Linked DNA regions of Homo sapiens: region 2 is linked to region 1. Evidence: chromatin contacts called from ENCODE Hi-C or POLR2A ChIA-PET data. All regions are on one chromosome and are shown on one strand. The core of a region is the stretch at or near the end of the contact, and the rest is flanking DNA. Distances in the headings are between cores, read along the strand shown.

Region 1 (4,731 bases), core at 1,423-3,922:
AGTTTCACCATGTTGGCCAGGCTGGTCTTGAACTCCTGACCTCAGGTGATCTGCCTTCCTTGGCCTGCCAAAGGGCTGGGATTACAGGTGTGAGCCACGGCGCCTGGCCTCAAAAATGTGTTTTCTAATACTATTTTGACAAAAATCTTTCAGTGTTGTTGGTTTCCTTTATAATCCTGGGTATTTTATTTCAAGCATTGAAAAACGTTACTGTGAGAAGTTCAGAGATTCCAGAATGCCACGTGCTCTGCCACAGCTCTCACAGCAGGACACCACAGGCCTCGTGCATCCTGGGCCGTGTGAAGCAACCTCAAGCCACAGTGTTCCTCATGCTTCTCCTTCTTGCCTAATCCTCCTGTTTTATTGGCTGAGTCGACCAGCTGGGCTTTAACCAAGAGTCTACTCCCTCAGTTCCTTTTTCTTTCTTCTTTTTTTACAGACAAGGTCTCGCTCTGTCTCCCAGGCTGGAGTACAGTGGTACCATCATAGCTCACTGCAGCCTCAGGCTCCTGGGCTCAAACAATCCTCCCACCTCAGCCTCCCGAGTAGCTGGGACTACAGGCACACACCACTAGGCCCTGGCTAATTTTTTTATAGAGATGGGGTCTCCTCATGTTGCCCAGGCAGGTCTCGAACTCCTGGTCTCAAGAGATCCTCATGCCTCAGCTTCCTAACATGCTGGGATTATAAGTATTAAATCAAATTTAGCCTAAAGCTACCTCCTTACATATTTTAAGTTCTACCTAAAGGTTTCTCTGTACATTGTGGACTATAAGCTAAAGGAAATTGTAAACAGACTGTAGCCTACTCTTGTGCCAATCACCAAGTTTTGGCCAATCAAATGTGGTCAACTGTTCCAACCATATTCTAATAAGGCAAATGCCAAGCTATAACCAATCCAGCTGTTTTTGCACCTCTCTTCCATTTTCTGTATGTCACCTTCCTTTTTCTGCCCTTAAATCTTCTACCACGTGGCTGCGCTGGAGTCTCTGAGCCTACTCTGGCTCAGGAGATGGCCCAATTTGCCAGTCATTCTTTGCTCAATTAAACACCTTTAAATTTAATTTGACTAAAGTCAAATTTTAATTTTTTTTTTTTAACCACAGGTTTGAGCCACTGAACCTAGCCCCTTAGTTTCTGTTCAGTGACCTAGCTTCCTGCCAATACTGGGGGCCTTGTCCTGGTGATGGAATGCTGGTACCATGCATTCTCTTTTTTGCCTTCTGCCCTCCACATTCCCCACCACCAGCTGTGACGGTCCTTTGAGGAACGATCTTTGGAAAGCTTCCTAGCATCCCTTGCCCTGCCTGCTGGAGTGGAGTGCCTGGTCCCAGTGATTGCCCCAAATGGTGCTGAGTTTATTACATCCTCTGACACTAGGCTTTGAGCTGCCTAGAAGCCCTGGCTAGAATCAGACTCTATCTGCATTGTTTGTTTGTTTGTTTGTTTCCATTCTCTGGTTCTACTACTTCTCCACAGACCTTTTCCCTACCTAGTTCTCCTCATGCCTCATGCCCAGGACCACCCTTTGGTTCTAGTCTAGTTCTCGAGCAGCAGGAAAGACATGTAATTCCCCTGCTATATGGTAATTATTCATAATTTTTTCCCTGCAAGCCCAACATTCCTCCTTTGTGATAGTTTCTAACTCATTTTCTGCAGCAGTGCATACACTTCTGCTCCCTGAAGTCCTGCTGGAAGGACCACTTGTTAGAACCAGACAAATTGTTCACATGCTTACTGCTTAAGAGGCTCATGACTTGTCCCTAATGACTAGAAGCAAAGGAAGAAGCTGTTTTAAGGGGAGAGTCTGCTTTTGAATCCAGCCCCCACTTATGTTTTGGCTTAAATGAAATAGCTTCTTTCTTAATGCACATCAGAAATACCCAGGAAACCACCTCAGTTCTCTGGGTTAGAGTATAAATGTTCTAGGTGTTTCCTCTCTGAGCCAAATAAAAGGAATCCCCAGAATTCCTAGAGGAATTTGATATGTAAGAGTTAACACATGCTACCCTGCTTTTTCCAGATGAAAGAGGACGGAGGGCATCTTCCTCCCTGACACCAGGCTGGAATCGCTTGGGCGATTAGCAAGCAGGTTGCCAGCATCTATGCCACTGTGAATCAAAGGGTCTGGAAAAATCTGGACCAAGACACTTTCCGAGCACCACCCTTACCTCAGTGTCCAAGATTTCTCTATTCAAGATTCGCATGGGCTTAAGGTGTCAGAGTTCCTGGTCATTGTGCAAACTGGTTTTCTGGAAGGGCTCTCGTTTCTGAATGCCTCTGCTTTTTCCCCCAGAAGATGCAAGTCACCTTTCTGTCACCCTCAAGGGGCCAGGTCCCAAGTCCTGAGCTCCAGTTGGGAGGAGATAGTTTGAGGAGCTCTGAAAGAGGAAGGGTCAGCCTGGGAGACTGGGCAGAGGCCCTTAGTGTGGGGAAAAGGCGGGAGCGCTGGGAGGCAGCAGCATTTGGAATACAGACAGATTCCCCCGCCTGTGGCAATCTCTGTCTCCCTCTGGTGGTTTAAGCTCTCAAAATTACAGGTGTTCTTTGTAAGTGACTCATACATTCCAGTACCGGGGTGAGTTTTTACTCTTTTGGCTCATGTCATTTCCTCCCAGCAGCTAGGGTCTCTGCATTTTGTCCTGTTGTCATGGCAACTGGTACTCTGCAAGCTTTGGGAGCTGAAGCTGTAGAGCTGGCTCGTTAGGGAGGCTGCCCTCTCTCTCCAGCTCAATGGGGAACTGTAGACATTTGGAAGATGAATCATTCTAGTCCATTGAATAGCTTGCCAAGGTGACCCCGAGCAAGCTCCTTCCATCTCTTAACGAACAAAAACTATAGTGTTGTGAAGATTGTATGAGATAACTTATCTGAAGTTCCTAGCGCCATGCCTGACATACTATTTTAAGTGTTTGATAAATAATATTTGCCTTCCCATTGATTCAGACTCTACAGGCAGCAATAAAAAATTACTGCTCTAAATATTTCTCATTTTCTCTCTGCAGCCTTTCATGGAAGTTGCCATGGTTCTGCATCCCTAAACCAATGAGACACAATGGCAAGTTTCTCTTCCTACATCTATTTCAACCACCAGCTTAACTCCCCTTCCTGAGTGCAGCTAAAGCTGTGGCCATCAGGCAGGTGAAGCTTGGTGCCTCCTGTTCAACCAACAGGAATGACTGAAGCAGGCTGGGGGTGGGACCAGCAGTAAGAAGCCCAGAGCAATGACCAGAGCTCCCTTTCTCTGGAGAGCTGGGCTGGAGAAAATCTATGCACTGCTGATCTCCTAAGGAGAGAGCTTCAAGGGTGAAAAGATGGTGTCCCACAGGCCTGAGGCTGCACAGATCTAGCTTTTGCCATTGAGGACAGCAGGGACAGTAAAGCTTCCCAGATCCCCTTTCAACCTGCCAGCTGGCATGTCACCTACCATAGAGGAAGCCAATCCTAGACCTTGTACTACTTGAGAGATTGCAAAAGTATCCTGTTAGCTGGGTCTGGACCCCAATGATAAATAGACTCATGAGTGAGCTAAGGAAGGGAACTGGCCCATCTAAAAGGAACCGGCCCAAGGAAAAGCAGGAATCTATGAAGGCATTCAATAACTTGGACCAAAAAGGAACAAGAAGGTAAAATTGAATACTTGGGTGATGGTTACACTAAAAACCTAGATTTCCCCACTACAAGATATATCCATGTAACAAAACTGCACTTGTACCCCTTAAATTTATATACTTAAATAAAATAAAATAGAAGAGATTCTTTTTTTTTTTTTTTTTTTTTGAGATGGAATCTCACTCTGTTGCCCAGGCCTGGAGTGCAGTGGTGCGATCTTGGCTCACTGCAACCTCCTCCTCCCGGGTTCAAGCAATTCTCCCACCTCAGCCTCCCTAGTAGCCGAGACTACAGGCACTTGCCATCACGCCCAGCTAATTTTTGTATTTTTAGTAGAGATGATTTCACCATGTTGGCCAGGCTGGTCTCGAACTCCTGACCTCAAGTGATCCACCTCCCTCAGCCTCCCAAAGTGCTGGGATTACAGTTGTGAGCCACTGTGCCCAGCCAAAATAGAAGAGATTCTATTACAGCATAAAATACTTTGTGGAAATAAGAAACAAGGCCCGGCTCGGTAGGTCATGCCTGTAATCCCAGCACTTTGGGAGGCCCAGGTGGGCAGATCATGAGGTGAGGAGATCGAGACCATCCTGGCCAACATGGTGAAACCCCATTTCTACTAAAAGTACAAAAAATTAGCCGGGCGTGGTGGCACGTGCCTGTAGTCCCAGCTACTCAGGAGGCTGAGGCGGGAGAATCACTTGAACCCAGGAGGCGGAGGTTGCAGTGAGCCGAGATCGTGCCACTGCACTCCAGCCTGGGCGACAGAGCGAGACTGTCTCAAAAAAAAGAAAAAGAAAAAGAAATAAGAAACACGAGTTTTTCATTTTAAATTTCAGTTGATGACTGAAGAAGAGGATAGTTGCAGGCTAAATTAGTGGCCCAGGAGATTCAGTGAGAGAAAAATCTCAAAACATAAAACAAAATTACAAGCAGATGGAAATATTGAAGAAACTGACAAAGTATTTGAAGTCTGGATTCAGACAATCTTACATGTAAACAATAAAATGCCTAGAAAGGTTTTTTAAAAAGAAAAGTAGAAGAGAAGCTGTAATTAAACCAAACCAATAATAATAATAATAAATCATACGTACTAAAAAGAAATTGAGTATTCGAAGT
Region 2 (4,731 bases), core at 1,058-3,557, 40 kb after region 1:
TTCATGCCTCAGCCTCCAGAGTAGCTGGGATTACAGGCGTGCGCCACCACACCGAGCTAATTGTTGATATTTTTAGTAGAGACAGGGTTTCACCATGTTGGCCTGGCTGGTCTTGAACTCCTGGCCTCAAGTGATCCACCCGCCTCGGCCTCCCAAAGCGCTGGAATTACAGGTGTGAGCCACCCTACCTGGCCTGAACTAAATTTTTTGTTTTTGCTTTTATTTTTTAAGACAGAGTCTCGCTCTGTTGCCCAGGCTGGAGTGCAGTGGTGTGATCTCAGCTCACTGCAACCTCCGCCTCCCGGATTCAAGTGATTCTCGTGCCTCAGCCTCCGAGTAGCTGGGACTACAGGCACGCACCACCACGCCTGGCAGATTTTTGTATTTTTAGTAGAGACGGGGTTTCACTATGTTGGGCAGGCTGGTTTTGAACTCCTGACCTCAGGTGATCCGTCCACCTCGGCCTCCCAAAGTGCTGGGATTACAGACATGAGCCACTGTACCTGGCCTAAACTAAATTTTTAAAAAACCTGATGACTAATTGGAAAAAACAATGTTCCCAGAGACCCTGACCAGAGAAGAGAATTATGTTTATCAAATCTTGAGTCCTCTTCTCTTTTTCCTTACCCCACCTTTCCTTGCCCAGGCTAGTTTATAGACATAGAGTGCTGAAAAAAAATTCGAACTAGATTTTCAAGTCCCCCTGCGTACCCAGCCCTATTTATGCTAATTTTGAAGTGGTTAAATCAATGATTCCCAGCCTTGATTTTAGGACACCCCCAGGCGTCTTGAATTATTCCAAGAGCTATTGTGAAATTCCAAAAATAAAATCGTTTTAATTTCCTGCATTTTAAAATAAGTACACACCTTGTGCTCTCTAAAATCACATGCTTTTGGAGGAGAAAGATTGTGAAATCCTGCGGAAAAACTCATTTGGATGCCAGCAGTTTGGCCACAGCAATCAAAATACCACTTTATATTTGGGTAATGCTCTGTGGCTTTGAGAGCACTTTCTGATAAGTAGGTTAGTGAGGACATGTGTGAATCAACACAAAAGATACTTCTTCTAGCCTGGATGTTGCACTAGAGGTAGGAAACAACCACACAGCCTTCCTTTGGAGCAAATACTGGCTCCTCTGGGACACTTCAATTTGTCACCGACTGGTGGAGGGGGAGTCTGGAAGGAGGCTGGTGACACAGGCTTGGGCTGCAGTGGCCCAGTATGGGTGAGGCCAACTGGGTGATGGGGGCATCCGGTCACTGTCAAAGCAAAGGAAGAGGAGGCAGCTCCAGGCTGGCTATCTCCCGAGCCCCAGTGAGTCTCCAAGTCAAAGCCTGAGGCAGCACCACAGGATGGCCGGGTCCCCAACTCCAGAACTTTCCCTGGCTGCCAGATGGGCAGCATTCTTTGCTTTATAGTGAGAAAGTGAGGCCATCAAACCTTATATAATTGATGTCACTGTTGAGGGCCCTGTGACTACCATGGCTGTTGTCTCCAATGTGTCTTCCCTGTACAGTGTCCCCGGGGTCCTGGGGAGGCCCAGGGGTGAGGACTTTCTCTGGAGCCTGAGGAAATGGACGTGGGACCTGAGTCAGGGTGTGGGAGAGAACCTGTGAGCTTGCTGAGCTTCCAGTGGAACCAGGCGAGCAAAGAGCAAAATGCCAAGGTATGGAGCATGCCATACTCTAGGTGGCAACTTTTCTTAAAAGCCACTTTAGGCCAGAGCGGCAGTGGACACCTGGAGCCCCAGCACTTTAGGAGGCTGAGGCGGGTGGATCACTTGAGCCCCGAAGTTCGAGACCAGCCTGGCCAACATGGTGACACCCCGTCTCTACTAAAAATACAAAAATTAGCTGGGCGTGGTGGCGAGCTCCTGTAATCCCAGCTACTTGGGAGGCTGAGGCACAAGAATCACTTGAACCTGGGAGGTGGAGGTTGCAGTGAGCCGAGATCATGCTACTGCACTCCAGCCTGGGCAACAGCGTTGAGACCCTGTCTCAAAACAAAAAAAAAAAAAAAAAGGAAAAAAAATCCTTATCTACAAGCCATCAGAAAGGTGGGGACTCCCTTTCCTCCTCACTTGGCTCCCTACAAATAAACACTTTGCTTTCTCCCACTATCCAGGTCAATATAAATATCTGGTCTTACCACACCAGGGAGCCAACCCCAGTTCAGTTCTACAACACTACAGCGACTTCTGCCATTTTTGCAGATTAGAGCATGAGCCTCAGGCTGTCAGCGGAGAAGGCAGGAACCTGTTTCTCCGGCTCTGGCTTGGCTCCGTTCTGGGGCTGCTTCCTCCTGCCAGCAGCCCAGGTGAGCAGCCTGAGTTCGGGAGTGGTTTCTTGGCAGTGAACCAGGCACTTGGGGACTGAAGAGAGCAATTTACCTTTTCTAGGTTCTTCCACCTCAAGGGCCTCCCAGCAGCCTAAATAAGTTGCTACTAAAAAGTTCCTATAGCACTTTACAGTTTACAAGATGTTTGAGCAAATATCAATTCAGTCCTCCAAACGACATTATGAGGCAATAATCTGATGTTAATGTACCTACTGTGGGTTGGCAGATGCTTCCTTACCTTAGTGATCAGGTTTGCTATTTTGCAGACAAGGAACTGGGAGGTCCAGCAAGTAACAGAGCTGGTGAGCAGCAAGGATGGGACTGAAGTTCAGCTCTGCTTTATTCCGAAGCTCATGCTCCCCACCAACCCAGTGTGCCGCCTCTCTGTATAATTCTCGGAACTCGGTTAGTTCAGACATGCAAGGGTCTGCTCCCATGGGAGGTGGGGTACCTGCATCCATAATAGGTTGATAATTATTTTACTTATTTTATCTTTATTTTTTTGAGACAGAATCTCAGATTGTCACTCACGCTAGAGTGCAGTGGCGCTCACTGCAACCTCCACCTCCCAGGTTTAAGCGATTCTCCTGCCTCAGCCTCCTGAGTAACTGGAATTACAGGCACCCACCACCATGCCTGGCTAATATTTTATATTTTTAGTAGAGACAGGGGTTTTACCATGTTGGCCAGGCTGGTCTTGAACTCCTGATCTCAGGTGATTCGCCTGCCTCAGCCTCCCAAAGTGGTGGAATTACAAGCATGAGCCACTGCGCCCTGTCTGATAATTATTTTAAACCAATACCATGGAAATTGAATATCTAAGAGCAAACTTGGTTTTAAAAAAAATAAACATAGTCCAGATGCGGTGGCTCACACTTGTAATCCCAGCACTTTGGTAGGCCGAGGTGGACAAATGACCTGAGGTCAGGAGCTCAAGACCAGCCTGGCCAACGTGGTGAGACCCCCATCTCTACTAAAAAAAAAACAAAAAATTAGCCCGGTGTGGTGGCGCATGCCTGTAATCCCAGCCGCTCAGGAAGCTGAGGCAGGAGAATCTCTTGAACCTGGGAGGCGGAGTTTGCAGGGAGCCGAGATTGTGCCACTGCACTCCAGCCTTAGCTGGAACAAGAACGAAACTCTGTCTCAAAAAAAAGATAGATAAACATAAGACAAAAACCGAGAGAAAATACTTCTAGATACTTCTAGTGGAAATAAAATTTGGAGAGGTTCAGGAAGGCCTCTACTTAACTGAGAATGCTCTTCCCTCCTCTTGCCTCCGGGATCACCCTGCTCAGCACTGCGCGCACCTAGTCTATTTCCATGTGCAGGGCTAAATCAGGCATTGTCCTTGTGCTTTTGATGTCGTGGTGGACAGGATGGCTCAGGGGTCTCAGGACTGAGCAAATGGCTAAGGGTGGAGGAAGTACTCAAATGACTGATAAGACCAGCTAGAAAAAGTTAGCAAGGGATATAATTAATGAGGTTTTGGGTATTTGTCCCCAGAAATCTAGTCCAAAGGGCATACTTAGCGTTTAATGAGTGAATTAAAGTTGAAACATAAAACTGCGTATTAGGCTGGGCACATTGGCTCAACAAATCTGTAATTCCAGCACTTTGGGAGGCCAAGGCAGGAGGATTGCTTGAGCCCAGGAATTTGAGGCCAGTCTGGGCAAGAGCAAGACCCTGTCCTATTAAAAGAAAAAAAAAATTTAAGTAGCTGGATGTGGTGGTGTGTGCCTGTAGTCCCATCTACTGGGGAGGCTGAAGTAGGAGAATCACTTGAGCCCCGGAGATCAAGGCTGCAGTGAGCTAGGATCACACCACTGCATTCTAGCCTGGGCGTTGGAGCAAGACCCTGCCTCAAAAAAATAAAAATCAATTAAAAATCAACAAAAATTAAAAGTAAAAACGCATATTATACCAATAATTAATGTGACTCATGCATGAAATTCACACATAATGTGTATAATGGTAATGTTACCGGAAAGGGGTCCCAATCCAGACCCCAAGCGAGGGTTCCTGGATCCAGCACAAGAAAGAACTCAGGGCAAGTCCATAGAGTAAAGTGAAAGCAAGTGTATTAAGAACGTAAAGGAATAAAAGAATGGCTACTCCATAGGCAGAGCAGCACCAAGGGCTGCTGGTTGCCGTTTTTTTTTTTTTTTTTTTTGAGATGGAGTCTCGCTCTTTTGCCCAGGCTGGAGTGCAGTGGCACAATCTCAGCTCACTGCAACCTCCCAAGTTCAAGTGATTCTCCTGTCTCAGTCTCCCAAGTAGCTGGGATTACAGGCGCCCACCACCACACCTGGCTAAATTTTGTATTTTTAGTAGAGATGGGGTTTCACCATGTTGGCCAGGCTGGTCTTGAACTCCTGACCTCAAGTGATCTGCCC

Evidence for each region. Hi-C counts contacts between places; a loop is a spot of excess contacts on that map. ChIA-PET counts read pairs that join two places held with the same protein, here RNA polymerase II (POLR2A).
Region 2: a loop to region 1 is called in a map of endothelial cell of hepatic sinusoid, with 6 times the contacts of the local background. The contact joins two enhancer-like sites. A Hi-C loop is called at or near these places in 1 of 168 maps with a recorded cell type or tissue (endothelial cell of hepatic sinusoid). POLR2A ChIA-PET finds 5 or more read pairs at or near these places in 5 of 52 experiments (K562, PC-3, activated T-cell and 1 more).

The regions. Positions count from the first base shown.
Region 1 is chr10:34,992,637-34,997,367 of GRCh38, reverse strand. LOC124902409 (a long non-coding RNA gene) reads left to right here. Exons shown (of 2, transcript XR_007062110.1): 2 at 3,006-3,756. Among named protein-coding and RNA genes, the nearest start is that of LINC02635, 22 kb to the right of the region's middle. Within about 2 kb of position 2,672, at least 3 of the 41 ENCODE cell types and tissues checked have a DNase peak (open chromatin) inside an H3K27ac peak, as active enhancers do.
Region 2 is chr10:34,951,892-34,956,622 of GRCh38, reverse strand. No RefSeq gene overlaps it. Among named protein-coding and RNA genes, the nearest start is that of LINC02635, 19 kb to the left of the region's middle. Within about 2 kb of position 2,307, at least 4 of the 41 ENCODE cell types and tissues checked have a DNase peak (open chromatin) inside an H3K27ac peak, as active enhancers do.